Regions from separate parts of the Mus musculus genome. Here region 2 is linked to region 1. The links are chromatin loops, found by intact Hi-C in ENCODE. Cell type or tissue: gastrocnemius. All regions are shown on one strand. Links, peaks and the distances in the headings refer to the core of each region. The heading gives the core; the rest is flanking DNA.

The links. A loop is a pair of places that touch in the nucleus more often than their neighbours do. Peaks named below come from ENCODE experiments on the same cell type or tissue, not always from the same donor. Only the 100,000 strongest peaks of a DNase experiment are listed, where the experiment ranks them.
Region 2: it touches region 1 in a loop (3-fold over the local background); 20 of 42 quality-filtered maps call a loop at or near these places.

The regions. Positions count from the first base shown.
Region 1 is chr7:46,959,082-46,969,468 of GRCm38, reverse strand. The region is part of intron 1 of Gm39012 (a long non-coding RNA gene); the gene reads right to left. It overlaps C86187 (expressed sequence C86187), which reads left to right. Exons shown (of 2, transcript NR_015609.2): 2 at 761-1,759. It also overlaps the pseudogene Gm19248. Among named protein-coding and RNA genes, the nearest start is that of Uevld, 5.8 kb to the right of the region's middle. In gastrocnemius, for the core only: a CTCF peak has its summit at 6,049 (motif pointing left); DNase peaks (open chromatin) are centred at 6,005, 6,430 and 7,106; H3K27ac peaks cover 1,014 bases.
Region 2 is chr7:47,077,215-47,085,214 of GRCm38, reverse strand. Ptpn5 (protein tyrosine phosphatase, non-receptor type 5) reads left to right here. Exons shown (of 14, transcript NM_001163565.1): 9 at 2,050-2,129; 10 at 2,317-2,454; 11 at 3,242-3,352; 12 at 5,608-5,768; 13 at 5,856-5,969; 14 at 6,297-7,417. The coding sequence ends at 6,390. Mir7056 (microRNA 7056) reads left to right here and starts at 1,991; the gene lies at 1,991-2,049. In gastrocnemius, for the core only: CTCF peaks have their summits at 3,717 (motif pointing right) and 7,587; DNase peaks (open chromatin) are centred at 3,728, 4,156 and 7,569.

The DNA.
Region 1 (10,387 bases), core at 1,204-9,203:
TAAGGCTTCCCATTGCCACAGATAATCAGAGGACACTGTGTAACTCAATGAACAAATCCTTTAGGTCTCCAGTGAACCCAGACTTCAAAGCCTCTGAGGGTGCCTCGGGTCTACCAAGTCAACATGTTTTCCTTCCCAAGTAGCTTTGGGGTCTCAAGTTTTTCCCAATGATTCAAGGAGGCAGAAGGTGGAGCACACTGTGTTCATCAAGGAACAAACTCTAGTTCTGGAAGAATATTTTAAAAGTGCAAGTACCCAACCCATGAACAATGCATGGCACCGGCTCAAGGATTTGGATTGATGGATCAAGATCAAGGTCTGGCCCCTCTTGTCTCTCCCGATTTCCTAGTTGGCTGGCCATTCCCCCATCACCCAAGCACACTTCCCTGACTGCCCCATCTCCTTGTACATGTTCCAGGTTGTAGGAGGGCAATAGAGGTATATTCAGGGCTGTAGCCTCTTAATGCAGAATTCTGGTATCCTGGAGAGGTATACTGGTTCCACACAGTGTCAGGGAGGCATAGACATCGGGGCTGTCCTCAGAATTTCTTACTCTTAAGAGACACATCCTTAACCTGTGGGTTTGATGTCCAGCTCATTCTGCCTCCATTCTTCTTGGGTTTAAAAACCTTAGGGTTCCGGGTAGAGACCAAGTCCCAGGCTTTTCTCTAAGCAGCCTCAGATTTGAGACGCAATTGGCACACCGTGCCTCTCCTGATCTGTTTTTTTGTTTGTTTGTTTGTTTGTTTTGTCTTTCTAGATCTGGTTCCAGAACTGATGTGCTAGAGAGTACCAGAAGAAGGCTCAAAAACTACCCGGGAAGCCTGGATGTGGGACTCAAGATAGGCCTACAGACCCCAAAGGCTGGGAACTTCCTGTTTCCTCTGCCAGTGCAGTTTCTTTGTGCCAGAAACATGTGGAAGTCTGCTGTCCTCAACTCAGTCCACCGAGTACCTCCCCAGACCAGGAATCCATCTTCTCCAACACTGATCCAGCCTGTACGGAGCTCTACCCAAAAATACAAGATCTAGGCAGCAGAGGGAAAAAGCTATAGTAAAACTGTGGAAGCAAGGCCAGAGTACTGTGCTAGATCTGCAGCCCCAAAGGCAGCGCCTTTCCCCTGGCCTCTGACTGTGGGCATTCCTTGTCCCAGAGACACTGTCTTGATTGTTCTCCTCCGCTTAGCCCTCCAAATATTTCCCCAGGCTCAGAGTCCACGTTTCCTATGTGGGGAGAGACCACCATGTGTCAGCCCTCCTCCCCCACTAAGCTCTGTATGTTCTGGAATCTGTCTTCTCCATTGCTCAGACCAACAAGAGTCTCTCATGTGAAGCCCTGGTGTCTGTACAGGTTGACCAAGCCGCACTAGACACAATCGCAGACCAATCAGCAGCAGCTTATGCAATAGCTACACACCCGGCTCTACCCCAAGACCTTCCTTAAAGGAGCTCCAAACGCCATCATAGCTTCAGAAGCTCCGGTGGTAGCTGTGAAGGTAGCTAGAAGCCCAAGGGAAACTCCATTCAAAGGGGGGGGGGTATTTTTTAAATTTTTTCAAATTTGATTTTATATTAAATATTTTTACTACATAGAAAATATACGGCTATTTTAATATAACATTTTTACTGGTTCTTAGAATGTTAGATCAAACGCCACCTGGTCATATTCATTTTCCCCATCCTTCCAAATCCACCCAAACTTGTAACCTTCCATAACAAAAATAGTTAAAAAATAAAATAAAATAAAAACAAAAACAGGACCAATTTGTGTTCTCTACGTACTCATCAGAGTGTGGTTATACTCTTTGTGGACTGCTGGGTTTTTTTTGTTTGTTTGTTTTCCTTGTTTTTCCCACGAGGTGTGTTTTATTTTCATCAATCATACAAGTAATTTTCTATAATATCCCAGGGCAAACCCGTGAAACTTGGCAGTCCGATTGGTGGAGGGGTCCCCTTCAGAGACCCGAGGCCAGTGGCATCGGCTCAGAGTGTCCGGGTTCACAGCGCAGCTTGTGGCTCACGTTCGTCTTGCAGGTGGCTCTTCCTCCACATCACAAGGGGGTCTTGGAGATGATGGGGTGGGGTGGGCTGGGGAAATCTTCCTAGGCTTCTAGGAGATTTCACTCCTCTTTTCCTGTTCAATGGTCTCTTTGGTCGGCAGGGTGTCCTGCTCCTGTGTCCCAGTTTTCTTCAGCTTGGCCTTGTCAAAGCTGGCCATTTCCCCCCATGTCCAGCTTGTCTGCCATTTTCTTACAACTCGTGGATTGTCGTTCTGAGCTCACTTTCCAGTTGCTTCCTCTGCAGCAAGAGACCTATGGGCTGCTTCTTAAACACAACTGAGTCCTTCTCCTCCTGCACCCTTGCCAGAAGCCATCCCTTGCGAGGGGCTGCACTTCAGCATCTCGTCCCATTTTAAGGAGCTCTGTTTGCATACGCGAAGACTTTGACAAGTCGAAGGCCTGGTATACTTGGAGATACACCCAGACTCCCAAGCAACACCTCTCACCCCCTTGACCGGTCCAGGCCTTTGTAGCAAGGAAAAGGTGTGTTAGTGCATACCCTTAATCTCAGGATTTGGGGATATTAAGCAGCCGTACTTGTCATGGATTCATGCCACTGTGGTTTATTTAGTGCGATTTTTTTAAATTGAAAATATTCATGCCTTATTGTTGGATTATATGTTCTTTAAATAAAAAGAAAAAACTACTGCAAAATTAAAAAATGGTTTTGCCAGACTTCCCCACCCCAAAATATTTATACATGTGAATGCCTGCAATGTATGTATGCAAGTGTCTTGGACTTGGAGGAAGAAAAGCTTGTAGGATCTCCTGGAGTAAAACTATAGGCATTCCAGGTCTCACGTGTGTGTTCTGGGAAATGAGCTCAGATCCCCTGCCAGAGCCACAATTCCTCCTAAGCAGTGAGCTCCCTCCATTCTTACAGATTAATAATTATATAAACCATTCCCCCTTCCCTTTTCCTCTGGGAATGGGGAGGCCACCTGAGTATCCCCTCACCCTGACACATCACATTTCTGCAGGACTAGGCATATCCTCTCCCACTGAAGCCAGGCAAGGCAGCCCAGCTAGGGGAATGGGATCCACAAACAGAAAACTGATTGAGATAGTCTCTGCTCAAGTTCAGGGACATACATGAAGACCAAGCTGCCCATCTGTTACATATGTGTGGAGTTCTTCATCTAGACCATGGTAGCTCTGTGTGGTTCTGTCTGTAGAAGCCAGCAAGTGTCCAGGTTAGTTGACTCTGCTGGCCTTTCCACAGAGTTCCTATCCCCTTCAGAGCCTTCGATCTCTCCCTCCCCCCACTCTTCCAGAAGAGTTTCAAGCTCTGTCTAGTGTTTGGCTCTGGGTCTCTGCCTCAAGTTTCAGCTGCCAGGTGGAGCCTCTCAGAGGACCATTATGCTAGGCTCCTGAGTGCAAGCATATCAGAGTATCATTAGTAGTGTTAGGAATTGGTGCTTGCCAATGAAATGGTTTCAAGTTGGACTGGTTATTGTTCGTCCATTCCATCTGTCTCTGCTCCATCTTTGTTCCTGCATTTTATTAGAGAGGACAAATTTTGGGTCAAAACCTTTGCAGGTGGGTTAGTGTCCTGATCCCCCCAAGTGGGGTCCCTCAACAATCAAGCAAAACAAAATTGTTGTGTTGGAGCTCAGTGGGCAGAGTGGTCACCATCCTCACTCCCAAGTCTACTAGGTGGTGGGTCATGCTGGTAATCCCAGCTCCTCAGTGCCATTATCAACTGCACAGCACATTCAAGGGCAGTTTATGATACTTAAGGCCATACATGAACCAAAAGTATTGATACTTTTTTTTTCTTTTTTTTTTTTTTTTTTTGAGACAGGGTTTCTCTGTGTAGCCCTGGCTGTCCTGGAACTCACTTTGTAGACCAGGCTGGCCTCAAACTCAGAAATCCGCCTGCCTCTGCCTCCCGAGTGCTAGGATTCAAGACATGTGCCACCACACCTGGCTGATACTTTTCAATAGAAAATGCACTGGTCAAATCTACCATGCTTCCTTGTCTCTCTGGCTTTTTCCAAAACCAAGAGTCCAGTGTCTTTGCAGAGGCCAAAGAAACTGGATCCTGGGCAGTGGTAGCTCAGGCCTTTATTCCCAGCACCTGAGAGGCAGAGGCAGCTCTGTCTCTGTGAGTTTGAAGTCAGCTTGGTCTATGGAGCAAGTTCCAGCACAGCCAGGGCTACACCGAGAAACTCTTTCTCGAAAAAAAATTAAGGAGAAGGAAAAAGAGAGACACAGAGATACAGAGAGATTTAGAGACAGACAAGGAAAGAGAATGAGAGAGGGACAGAGACAGTCAGAAATAGCGTGTCAATACAAGCAAGCAGGATAAAATGTCCCCTGAGAACACAAGGTTTCCCAGAGGAAACAGATTAAATATGCATTTAGGGCATCATGAAATACAAATGAGTACAGTAAAGGCTCACTCAAGGGGTCTTGGCCTCTAATCATGACATATACTGGGTAGTCAATGAGAAATGCGTTCAACCTCAGTCGTACAGTGAGTTTGAGATCACCAGAACATAAAAAAATACCTGAAGCTGGGGTAATGGCACCTTGTCATCAACCCTGAGTTTTATGTACAAAGCCCACATTGTGAAAAGGCAGAACCAGTTTCTACGTGTTCTTTTCTAATATCCACACGTGGGCTCTGGTAAGATAATAGCCAAATTCATACACACAATAAGGTATGTCATAACAATTTTTCAACCTATTTCCCGTTTTTTTCTTTTTTCTTTTCCCCACAAAGTATTGTGGTTTATTCCCAGGACCTCAAACAAATGTCAACAAAGAGTCTTACAGTGAACCTCACCAGGTCTCATTTTGTTGAATCTGCATTTGCTTTGTGCTTAATCCTAACCCTCTGTAGATGGCAAGAAATCTTCTGTAACACAGATTTTTGCAAACAAGTAAGAACCTAGTCAAGACCATGTAAACTGTCTAAATAGTCCTATAACCCCCAAGGAAATAAAAGCAATCACTAAAAGTCTCCTAACTGAAAAGAAAATCTAAGGGCCAGATGGTTTTAGCACGGAGTACAGAGTTCTACCAGATTTTCAAGGAAGGGCTAATACCAATACTCCTCAAAGTATATCGCACAAAATACAAACAAAAGGAAGATTGCTAAACTCGTCCTATGAGGCAACAGTCGCCCCGATACCTAAACCACAGAACGACTCAAAAGAGAGTTTCAGACCAACTTCTCTCACTCAGCAAAATACTCCCGAGAGACCAAGCCTTTTAGGTTCAGATTCCATCTTAGAGGACCTGATCTAAGGTTGAACTCAAGCTAACTAACAGGCCAGTACCAAACATCAGTTTCCAGATTATTCCCCAACAAATCTGCACCTCCAGATTATAAGCTGACCCTGCCTAACAACCGTGTCAGGAGGGAAACAGAAGCTTAAGTTTATGGCTTGGCTCCCAGCACCAGCCAACTATGTTAAAGAGCATTATGTCCCCCAGTGAGATGCGTACCAGGCTAGATACCCCCTTCCTGCCTCTATAAATGTTTGCCTGAAACTGGCCTCAGGCACCCCTTCCCATTCTCCTGTGTCAGAGACAGTGTGTGGGACCCTAATGTGATTGCATCAGATTCAGTTCCTCGGTGATCTTTTGGGGGTTCATGAATGTTTCCTGGCACATTTTGGTGCATTGGCCAGGAACTCCAAGGCCTCCAGGACCCCCGGGGAAGAGTCTCAATACCTATAATATCTGTCTGAGTCTGTGAGTCTGTCCATGTGTTTATGTATGCCTTTGTCTGTTCATAAACTCTGAGTGGTGCCACATCTGTAATTCTGTTCTGGGGGAAAAAAAAAAAAAAAAAAAAGTCTTAAATCTGCCTTTGTGGCCAAAAGCGGTTAAAGCAGGCGTGCTAGGGGGCCATGGCCACATGGGACCAGAGGACATTCTGAGTCCCTGTCTGGGGTGGGCGTGGGCTCAGAGAGCCACCATCTGGTTACTTTTGTTTCTATCTGAGAGGAGGGGATGAGTTTCTTGTATATGAGCGCCACCTTCTGGTTGTTTTCAGGTAGCGTGTTGAAGTGCAGAGTCCCTGGAATTTTTCTCGTGTTTTGTCTTTGTTGCCTATGCTAAGGGGCAACTTTCTGACAGACGTTTAACATGGGATAGATGCCTTCAACTTCACTATGTTAAAACTAGGGGACAAAATCTTTCTGTCACCATGAGGAAAACTTTTTCTCCCCAGACACCAGGCAGCACCACCACCTTATTCAACCCCTCAGGCAAACAGCAGCTCTGTCCCAGGCAGCCCCACAGCATGCTGGGGAGGGGAGACCTGCTGCAGGAACACAAAGCCTCTGGGGCGGGGTTGAGGGCTGCCTTCTGAGCCTGAGTCCGCTGTCCTACCTTTGCAAACAGCAGGGCCAGTTGGTGATCAAGGAAACCAACCCCACCCATCACTTTTGGCCCTTTGCCACTAGTGACCTTATAACTGAAGAACTCAGAATTCCCCCTTTTCAGTAATTAATCTACTGGAAACAGTCCTCTTTACCCATCAGCCCACTTGGGATGACTGCCAGTAGCTTTTGCAGGAGAGAGAGAGAGAGAGAGAGAGAGAGAGAGAGAGCAGGAACCAGGGGAACTCACTAGCAACCAGGCATCTATTGAGGCTGGCTTTCCCTTAAACCCACCCAGATTGGGACTTCAACACCACTAAAGGTAAAGAGGGACTCTAAGTCTTACCTCCAGTCTCTGTTGGCAGGTCTCAAAGGGGCTGTAAGACAGCCCACCAATTTGGCCAAAGATAAATAAGATATTAGAGACAGAAAGTTCTGCAGCTTTCTTAGAGAGTGTCATAGAGACATTCCAAAGTGAAAGCTGCAGTAGCTCTAGCTTTTATCAACCAGGGAGAATCAGATATTAAAAACAAGCAAACAAACAAACATCCAGAGAGTTGAGAGGTTAAGAGAAAGAATCTGAGAGACTTAATGATAATGCCAGGAGGAAAAATGTTTAATAAAAGATTAAGTGTGGGGCTGGAGAGATGGCTCAGCAGTTAAGAGTACTGACTGCAAGAGACTCCAGGACCTGGCAAAGATCCTGTTGGCAGCCATGGCCAAACCAGAGTACTGAAACAAATGACTTCAGAAACCAACCTGCTTACTCAGGCCTTGGTGCCAGCTAGTGGCCTCCCTGTGTAAGAGATGTCTGAAACAAATGACTTCTAGAAAAAGAGGTAAGGGGGGCCACCCTAAAAATAAAAAATGCCCCCACTTGAAAAAGAAAAAGATGCCCAGGGTAACCCTAAAACTAGAGGGGAACCCACCAGCTTCCTTATAATTAACAGAGCTCAACACTCTATCTTGCTAAAACCTGAAGATAAAGTCTCTTCAACAGCTTATAAATGACTTCATGGTAGCAACAGGAACAAAAAATGCCTAGAGGAGTCCCAGACCTCTTGGAGGCCCAGGGATATTTGGACCATCCATCCTCCACTAAGAAGGCCCTACTATGCCAACCACAGGTGACCTCCCTAGATCCAGGGGGAAATATATTAAGAGAAGGTCAGAAGTGGCTCTCTGAAACCAGAAAGAAATTTCTACACAAGCTTTGGGGTTGCCTGAAGTGACTAAGCCCTTCCATCTCTTCATGAACGAGAGATCTGGGATCCGAAAGGGGTATTGACTCAGACTCTGGCCCTGGCACAAGCCAGTGGCCTACCTGTCACAGAAATGAGACCCAGGAACAACTGTTTGCAAATCATCACAAATGGCCCTCCTGGTCAAAGATGCTAACAAACTGTCACTGGGGCAAAGCCTGTCCATCACCAATGCCAAAATGACACATTACCAGTCTCTCCTCTTAAATGCCCCCAGGATAACCTTTCTGGCCCCTGCTGCCCCAAGCTCAGCTACCCTGCTGGCTGACCTGGACCTCAAGGGGCCTCTGCATGACTGCTCAGACATTTTGGCCCACATCCACAGGACCAGACGAGATCTTCAGGATTTCCCCCTTGACGGATGCAGAGGTAACATGGTTCGCCAAATGCAACAGCTTCATTCAGGATGGACAGAGGTATGCTGGGTCAGTGTGGTCTCAAACACACACACAAGTTGCTTATCATAGAGCTAAGCTCAGTACTGATAGAATTTGCCCTGAGCCTCAGAGCTAGGTCAGTTCATTCCTCTGTTGGATAGAAGCCATCCCACAAAATACTAACAACAGATAAGGTCGCTGAGCCCATGGAAAAGTGAGACACAACTGAACCAAGAACAAGGAAATACCAAACAGGTTCCTGTTGGCTAAGACCAGCTGCCCCGGCTGCTTTGTCAGTCATTGCTGGTTATAGCCTTCCTTTTTCCAAGTGTACCCATCTTACATACAACCTTCACAGGGAAGTTAGTCACTGAAACGTGTCTGCTTCTGATAGCACTAGTCCAGAGTGAGCCCTTTCTTCCTTAGAGCTTCCTCCAGGTGTCCAAATCCTCAAACACTTCAGACACCGTCTCCCTGAGCTGTACTGCTGTCCCTCCCTGTAAGGAGCAGGAGACCTAGTTTCTTCCTTTCTTTTTGTTAAATATTATTTTATGTATGTTAGTACACTGCAGCTGTCTTCAGACACACCAGAAGAGGGCACTGGATCCCATTACAGGTGGTTAGGAGCCACCATGTAGTTGCTGGGAATTGAACTCAGGACTTCTGGAAGAGCAGTCTGTGCTCTTAACTGCCGAGCCATCTCTCTCTCCAGCCCAAAGCCTAGTTTCTTAAGTACAGCTATGTTCCAGCCTCTGGCAGGAAGGTCTTCATAAACCAGAGTCCTAGGAGAAAGCCCCATAGTACAGTGTCCTGACCTCACTCCTTCGGGATTGTCTTGAAGGCAGCTGAAACACCCTGCCTGGCAGCTGGCAGTACAGGTCTGCCACAGAGCTGGGGACCTGATTTCCATCCCCAGCATCCAAAACATTTCTCAGACTAGCCCTAGAGTTTCTGTTTGCCTAAGTCTATATCTTTCATACTAATTGTTTCAATTTAGCCACTCCACAACGTATAAATATTTCAAAATATCAACTATACCAACAAATAGATACAATTTCATATCAACAAATAAGTTCTTCAAAATTCTCTTGTTTATTTACTCATCTTTATTTTATGTGTGTGAGCTGCCTGTATGTGCACCATAAGAGTGCCTAGTGTTGGGGACTGGAGAGATGGCTCAGCCGTTAAGAGCACTGACTGCTCTTCCAGAGGTCCTGAGTTCAATTCCCAGCAACTACATGGTGGCTCACAACCATCAGTAATGGGATCTGATGCCTTCTTCTGGTGTGTCTGAAGATAGCAACAGTGTACTCACATACAATAAATAAATAAATCTTTAAAAAAAAAAAAAAGAGTGCCTGGTGTCAGAAAAGGGTAGGAGAGGGAGGGCACAAGGGCATCAGATCCCCTAAAATTAGAGTTATACATAGCCTTGAGCTGCTATGTGGGAATTGAACCTTGTTCCTGTTCAAGAACAGCAACTGCCCTTAACAGCTAAACCATCTGTCTACCTGCCTGCATTTAACATTTTGCAATTAAATGTGTGTCTATGTGTGTTCATGTGTGTGCACATGCATGTGTATGTGTGTGTGTGTGTATGTGTGTGTGTGTGTGTGTGTGCGCGCGCGCGCGCGTGCACATGAGTGCAGGTGCCCTGGAAGCCCAGAGATGCCCTATACCCCTGGAGCCAGGGTTACAGTTGGCATAACTACTGAGCCATCTCTCTAGCCCCAGGAGTCTGCACTTCTAACAAGTTATTGTGAGTGTTCTATGCCAGAGACAAAGATGGATTTTGCTAGCTATAAAGCTGGAGGAACCTCAACTCAGGGGGTCTCACCTCAGCTGCAGCAGGGATCTTGACTGCTACTGCACAAAGACTTTGAGGAGATATTAGAATGAAAAAGATAGTTCATTAAGCAGAAATACAAGGCACACTTAAAATATTATGTGGCTTAAGGAGAATGAGCTATAAGATTGCTTTTTCAATGTGGTGGTATACTTATTTCTTCATAGAATTCTTCTAAGGTAAGTAATATTATAAGGTGATTTATGAAGACCATATAGACATGGATCAAAAGAATAAAAGCCATTTTGCTATGTGTAGGTCAAGACTGATGTGTTTTGATTCTAAGCATAGCTTACTAGCCATTTTAATAATCTTGTTAGTGACACTTGTCAGGAAAAAGAGTCTTATTTCTGTGCAGTTGGTTTTTGGTTAGTCGTGACAATATTATTTTTGAAATTTGTTTTTACTTTATGTGTACGGGTGTTTTGCCTGCAAGTACAGTGCAGAAGTAGCTCACCACGAACACGCAGCGCCCAGAAGAGGGTGTGAGAAGCTATTCAACTGGA
Region 2 (8,000 bases), core at 1-8,000, 120 kb before region 1:
CCATTTAAGGCCAGGATGCTTTATTTGGGCTGCTCACCTCTTTTCTCAACTTATCCTCTCTGCTCCTGTTTTTCCTGCAGGCAGTGGCCTGGCTACCCCAGAACCTAGCATTCTGCTTTGCTCCTTAGAATGGCCACTGGAGCTAGCCATACTCTATGTGGTCCTGCTGGATTGTTGACAGGTTCCCACCTCCTCCAACCATACCCTGAACCTACAGGCCCCCACACTCAACACAGAATGTTGTACAACCAAGCAGAGATGACCCTAAACCTTAAGGGACTAGATGGGAGAGAGAGTGAGACAAAGAACACGGAAGGCCCAGCAGAGGCAGCCTCTTTGATCAGGAACACCCTGAGATTTATTCTACACACATTTCCTGAGCCCCATCCCAGGGACTGAGAATTGGATTCTGCACACAGAGCTTGGTGTCTAGCAAAATAAACAGCTCTGTAGACAGGTCCAGTGTGAGCACCACATCAGCAGACTGTGTGAAGGTCAAAATGCAGGGTCACAATGCTGTCCCATTCAGCACAGTTCCTCAAGCCCCAAAAGGACAGCGAGTGACTGGATGACACACCGGTCCTTCTTGAAGGAAAAGGTGGATGACTCCCTCAGATCCAGCCCCCTCCCTTCCATCCTTATTACCAAATGACTTGGTGGGTGTTCATTCTTCCATGTTGCCCAACTCTTATGAGCACCATTTACATATGGTACACAGATGCCAGGCAGGACAGCCTGTGACCTTGACACTTCCTGGATTGTGGCCGTCATATCCTGACTTGTGCTTTTTCTCCTTCTTGCCTCTTCTCTCTCACAATGAGGCAGAACAGAAATCTAATCGTGTCCCCTTCCTCCTTAAACACAGTCAATGTCACCCTCTCTAAGCAAGGTATGTGATACTATCTGGCATCTGGCTCCTCGCCAGCACCAGTCTCAGCCTTGGCCTGTGCACCTGATCAAACAAACTGCTTGCTGTTTCTTCTCTTGGTCCTTCAACCCTGAAAGGTGCCTCAACTACCCTGTCCCAGTCCCAGTCCCAGTCCCAGTCCCTTCTGTCCCCTCTGTCCCCTCTGCCCCTCCAGCCCCAGAGCTCTCAGGCCATGTTCCACTCGTCTTCCTACCCAATGCTATGCTATCCTTGAGGCAGGGATCATCCATCTCTTGTTGATCTAGAAGGTTCTTCTCATAGACACAGCATCAAGCAGAGCTGGCATGAACCTGCAATCATGACCGCCACAACAGTGACTCTCTGATTGCAAAGTTTTCACATCTGTCCAGAAAGGACAGCACCTACATCTGTCCTTGAAACACCTTAACCTGGATAAGTGAAACCAAGACAGCCCAGGCAGAGCTGAGCACTCTCTTCTGTTGGCCTTGCAGAAGGCCCCTCCTGCCTACTCTTATCCCTCTCTTCCCCTCCCCTGAACCACTTCTATGCACTCTCTACAAGAACTGTCTACACCCATATCATCTGCCATGACCCAGGCAGAGATGGGGGTCTAGCAGAGGGCTGGGAATGAGAGGCAGACACCCATCACCTCCATCATCACCCCAACAGCTCTAGGTTCTTTTCCATTCCCAATGTCTGCTGGGAACTCATGATCACAGCAGTTGTGTTTGTTAGGTAGCATTTGCCCCATGCTGTTGGGTGGTGCTTCTCGGCCCACGAGCTACTGGTTTTCCTTTTAACTCTATTTCTAATATTACTTATTTTGTATGCACACGCATATAAGTGTACAGGGCACAGTTGTGGGGGTCTAAGGACAACCTGTGAGATTCAGTTCTCTCCTCCAGCACATGAGTCCCAGGGACCCAACTCAAGTTATCACTCTTAGGAGCAAGCATCTTTACCCTCTGAGCCATCTTACCAGTCCCTGCTAACTCTTTTCGTCTTTATAAGGAAAAAGAGGTCATCAGGTAGTGACTCTTCATTTTCTGCAGTGCCTGTGACAGCACTTACTGGCTGTGATCTCAGAGGAAATGTGGGTGCTGTGGAGGAGGACAGAGAGGTTGGGCCCAACTCACAGCCTCACCTGTCTCCCACCACAGATCCTCACAGCAGGGTACGTCTGACGTCACCAGACCCTGAAGATCCTCTGAGTTCCTACATCAATGCCAACTACATCCGGGTATGTAGCTCCATCCCAAGAGCCTTCCACTAAAGGAGAGGCCTGAGCTGATGCAATCTGTCCTTCAGACTTGTCCCCCAAGCCAGTGTGGCTCCTACAAGCCCCAAGAGGAGCCTAAGTGTGGGATGGGGCCCTGGGAGTGCCACCTCCACCCCTGACCTGACGGGCTGGACTTGGGTGGCTGCAGGGCTACAGTGGGGAGGAGAAGGTGTACATCGCCACGCAGGGACCCATCGTCAGCACTGTGGCCGACTTTTGGCGCATGGTGTGGCAGGAGCGCACACCCATCATCGTCATGATCACCAACATCGAGGAGATGAACGAGGTAGGGACCCTGTGCCATTGCTCGTTGCGCCCTGCTCTGTGCCCCCACATGAAGCATCTCCTTTGCATAATAATCTTCCTGAGGATCTCGTGAGCCTGGCGTGCACTCAACTGTCAACATAAGGAAATGAGAGGTGTTGACAGTTAAGGTATACACTCAACGCCACACAAAGCCTAGCAGAGCCTGGAGCTGGCTTCTCCCACCCCATCCAATGGCTGTATTTGAGTCATGATCTGCTGCCTCCCAGTCTGCCGCTGATACGCATGTTCATGATGAGCAAGCTCATTTAATTGAATCTCCATTGTTTAAAAAAAAAAAAAAAAAGAGAAAGAGCTCAAGTGAGGAATCGAGTTTTATCCCAATAAATAAGTCCAGGTGTGGTATATGCATGCAGCCTTATCCCCAGTGCTCGGGAAGCCAAGAGACAGACAGACCTAGGCCTCACTGAACTTACATGGTGAGTTCCAGGCCCACGAGAGATCCTGTCCAAAAAACCAAAGTGGACTGCCCATGAGGAACAACACCTGAAGTTAAACTCTGACCTTTACACACAAGCACACAGACACACACACACACACACACATTATCCTATAAGATGGTATCATTTTCATTTTTCAAATGGGAGAAACTGAGGCTCAGAAATGAGAAGTAGGTCACAAGTTATGAAGTCAAGATTTCGACGCAGACTTCTAAAACGAAGCCTGTCGTCCTTGTAGACCCCAGCGGAGCAGGAAGGGATGTGGAAGAGGAGTGGGAATGTAACCCAGCCTGATCTTGGTCCTTGCAGAAGTGCACAGAATACTGGCCAGAAGAGCAGGTGGTCCATGACGGCGTGGAGATCACCGTGCAGAAAGTCATCCACACGGAGGACTACCGGCTGCGACTCATCTCCCTCAGGGTGAGGCATGGACCTAAACAGGAAAGGGATGTTGGGGAGGCTTAGTTGAGACCCCCACCTGAAAACAGTACTGAAAGGCCTACTGTAGGTGACACATCGACCCACGGCACTCCCAGCACGTACTGTTAAACAAGGGTCAATAGACTCAGACGCTAAGCCTTGCTTGCATGTGCCCTACGCCCTTTCTGTGCACTGCCGACCATAGCAGCTCTCCTCCACATCTTCCCAAGGCCAGCACTACCTGGGCAAGGAGGCTTCAAGGGCTTCCAGCATTGTCCTTATCGTAACTGAGAGTTCCTTTACGAGTTTGAGTGACAGTAATGTCCCTTCCACTGGGGTGCTGGCTTCCAGTCTGATGCACCCAAAATGTCCACCAGCAGAGGGCAGGCACTCCTTGCTGCTTTAGGACACACAGTCATGGTTACAGGAAATGGCAGGAAAAAAAGGAAAATGCACAAAATATGAGCAACACGAAGCAGCCCAGAAGGGTGGGGAAAGGGCATCCTCCTGCTGGAAAGTTGTGCCGTGTCCGGGATAAGCAGAAGAGGAGGGCTGCTCCTTTGGGGGCATCAAAAGATTCTGGTTTGGAGAAGCAGTGGGATGTATTTGTGGAGGTGAAGTCCCCTGTGATAACCCAGAAAGGTAGAGAAGTTAAGTCAAGCACCAGGAAGCTGATGCCCAATTCAGAAACAGCCTGATGCTGATGCTAACAGCCATGGGGTTCCGCCACAGAAAAGAGCTCAGGGCCTGACATTTGTCCCTCTGAGCGCCTCTGTCTCTCACTGGATGCAGTGCTGGGCAAGATGCCAGGGTGCCTTAGCCCCCACACTGTCATGGGGACAGTGTCCATATGAGCATCTAACACCAAGACTTCCTGAAAACCTTGAAAGCCGGGGGGGGGGGGGGCAGCTGCTGTCACAGCAGAGTGACCCAAGGACATGAGGAACCATCTCCCAAGTAGAGAGGCTAGGAGACAGGCTAGAGAAGAACCAGGGTGTCTGGGTTTGAGGGTGTTTCCAAGCACCTGCTTTGTGGTTCCGGGTCGAGTACCGGGGGCATAATTGTGTCCTGGATTGTTTCTTCAAGGAGCACCTGTAAGATGGTAAACACCAAGTAGTACAGGCAAGAATACAGAAGGGCAGTATGCCAGATGGCGTGCTCTGGGGTGAGGTGCCTGGCAGTGCTGTATGGGGTCCTGGAGGACTGGTAAGGGGTGACTAGTAGGGGACAAATGGAAAAGCTTTCCCATACATAGAAGGAGCAGCTGTGCATGCAAGCACACGTTGCCTGGATTGTGTCCTCCCAGGGCAGGAAGGATGATGGAGTGAGGAAACTTCCTGGGGTCTCTAAGGATATGAATCACATCAAAGGGGTGAACTCCTGCCCCATCTTCAAATTCTCACACAATGGAAAGGAGGTTTCAACATACGAAGTTGGGGGAGGAAGCCACCGCATTCAGTCCACAGTAAAGGGTTTCTTGGTTTGGTGTGGGATTAGAGGCCAGAACTCTCTTACTGAACTACATTCCCAGCCCTTTTTTCACTCTTTTGTTTGTTTTGAGACAGTCTCACTAAGTTTCCAAGGCTGGCCTAGAACTTGCACTGCAGACCATGCAGGGCTTGAGATTGTGATCTTTCTGCCTCAGGCTTCCAAGTAGCTAGAATTACAGGCCTGAACCATCAGACCAAGCCAGGTCTTAAACACAGCGCAGGGTATCCAGATTCGTGCTGGGGAAGGATCATGTTGATGCTATGGGTCTTTGATAGTCAGGGAGGAAGAAGGTTGGATCTTCCCACCATGGGATGGTAGAGCAGAGAGGAGGCTGACAGCAGCTAATGAGGACAGTGGGGTGGGCAGACAGAGCATAGTACCTGTGTTCTTGGTCATGTGACTAAGGGGTGCCTGGGACATCTGTCAGGATAGGAACTGTCAGACAGTAATAAGTTGGAGAAAAGCCCCTTTGCTTTTCTTCGATGATTTCAGAGTTTAGAGGCTAATGCTACATGCACGCACACGTGCGCGCGCACACACACACACACACACACACACACACACACACACACACTGATCTGTCTTGTGCCATTAAGCAGTATGGTAGATGGGGGACTACAGATTCCCTACTCTCATTCCTCCCTTCCCATCTCCATCTTTGGATCAATTCTGAAAGCATTCACATGTACTTGGGGGGTGTTCTCTCTCTCTCTCTCTCTCTCTCTCTCTCTCTCTCTCTCTCTCTCTCTCTCTCTCTCTGACAGAGAGGGACTGAAGAGCGAAGCTTGAAGCATTACTGGTTCACATCCTGGCCTGACCAGAAGACCCCCGACCGGGCTCCCCCACTCCTGCACCTGGTACGGGAAGTGGAGGAGGCAGCCCAACAAGAGGGACCCCATTGTTCCCCAATCATCGTTCACTGCAGGTGGGTTCTCCTGGCCACCCACTGGAGCCGGGCCACCCCATCCCTGGACTGCTCTGTCCCTTACCCCATCATCCCCTTGGCCCTCAGTGCAGGGATTGGGAGAACTGGCTGCTTCATTGCCACCAGCATCTGCTGCCAGCAGCTGCGACGTGAGGGCGTGGTGGACATCCTGAAGACCACGTGCCAGCTCCGTCAGGACAGGTTAGCCCGCTGATCAGGGGAGGAGAGGGTGGCAACATGATGTGAGCGTGAATCGAGGGATAGCTGACAAACCAGACATAGTGTGTAAGGTGGCTAGGGAACTGAAAAACCAAATGGGAGAGCACAGAATCCAGTCAGCTCTCTTCTGGAAGAAGGCAGAAGAGAGGCAGCTGGTTTGGAAAGACAGTGCTGAAAACAAAGGTGTGGCCCTGAAAGGAAGGGGCAGAGGGCAGTGGCTGGGAAGAGTTGGTCTCTCTAAGCTGCAGACTAGCTGGTGCCCCTAGTGTTGGTGGCCCTCCCGCAGCCTACTGCATCTCTACTGGGCAGGGGTGGCATGATCCAGACATGCGAACAGTACCAGTTTGTGCACCACGCCATGAGCCTCTATGAGAAGCAGCTGTCCCTCCAGTCCTCAGAGTGACCACGCTCTTCCTCTGAGATCCACTGGGTACTGCCAAGCCTGAGGCTGGGTCTTTACCCCAACTACCCAAGATCTTGCCTTGGGTCCTGGGCCTATTCCCTGGCCCTCCCCCTCATCCTCCCCTCTCTTCAGTCTGTTCCCCATCTATTGTCCTGGCCTGGTCCCTACCCCAAGCCTAGCTCTCCTACTGTATATACTGCAGAGTTGGGGAGGGCAGGGGAGGAATGTGCCAGGCCAGGCCTGGGGCCCCTGGGCCTGACCCACACCATATAGACCTGAGGGCCTCAGTTTTAACCATGGTTCCACAGCTACTTGGTCCAAAATGTTTCCATGCCACACCCCAAGTGTCCTACCATAATGTGTTCTGTCTGTCCATCTATCACAGCTATTTGTACCAAACACTGTGTCCCCTCAGCCAGGAAAGGAGCACTGAACTAAGCTCTCACCCCTCAGCCCTCACCCACATCCCCACACCAGACTCCCACCCTGCTCCCCAGGCAGAGATACTGACCTTCCTCTGGCCCCACTGGCTCCTCTGCAAAGGCAGAGTGCATTTTGCTACCAGGATGTGGATGGCAGAGACCAGGCAGGGGAGCACATGATGGTTGACAGAGAGATCCCAGCTAAGACAGTTCCTGGGCAAAGATGAGTATCTCCAGTCTATGTGGCACTGGAGAGGAAGAGGACAGATATAGTGGGGAACCCCAAAGATCTGAGCCCTGAGGGGGGCCTCCAAGAGTAGGATGTGGACAGCTCCAGACCTGTGAGACATCTTTCTGTGTCACTATGGGAAACCGCAAGTGTCTCCCTACATGTTGCTCTGTGTGTGTTCCCTTGTCCATGCGTGTGTTGAGAGCCCATGAACAGGGCATGCATGACTCTTTGGCAACATGTGTTATCTTGGAGCCACGTGTTTTTATTGCTGACTTTAAATATTTATTCCACGGCAAACGGAGACATTTGGTGTCTTTTTTTAATCCGCTCGTGGTCATTGAATAGAGCAATAAACAGAGCATTTTGAGCAAAACTAGCCTCTTGGGTCTGTCATTTCCTGCTCTCTCCTGACACCCTAGGCTTTTGTGTGCACCCCCCACCTCCCCACACCCACACCCACACCCACACCCCTCCCCGCCCCTAGCTCCTGCTTCCCAGCACATGTGCATAAAGTTGGCCCTCATGCTCGCTGGCGCCCCCTGTGGAGATTGTGAATATACATAAAGCTGGGTTTAAAAAAGAAAAAAAAAAAAAAACAGTCTATTAATAAATACCTCAGAATTCCCACTTGCGGGCTGGTGAGATGGCTCAGTGGGTAAGAGCACCCGACTGCTCTTCCGAAGGTCAGGAGTTCAAATCCCAGCAACCACATGGTGGCTCACAACCATCCGTAACGAGATCTGACTCCCTCTTCTGGAGTGTCTGAAGACAGCTACAGTGTACTTACATATAATAAATAAATAAACCTTTAAAAAAAAAAAAAAAAGAATTCCCACTTGCCTTCAGCCCCAGCCCACAGAGGTGCACCACACCATAGGGAACCTCAAAGATGTGTATGGGACGATTCCAGGAAGGCAAAGTAACTAACAGGTCACCAACTACAACAGGTGAGCCAA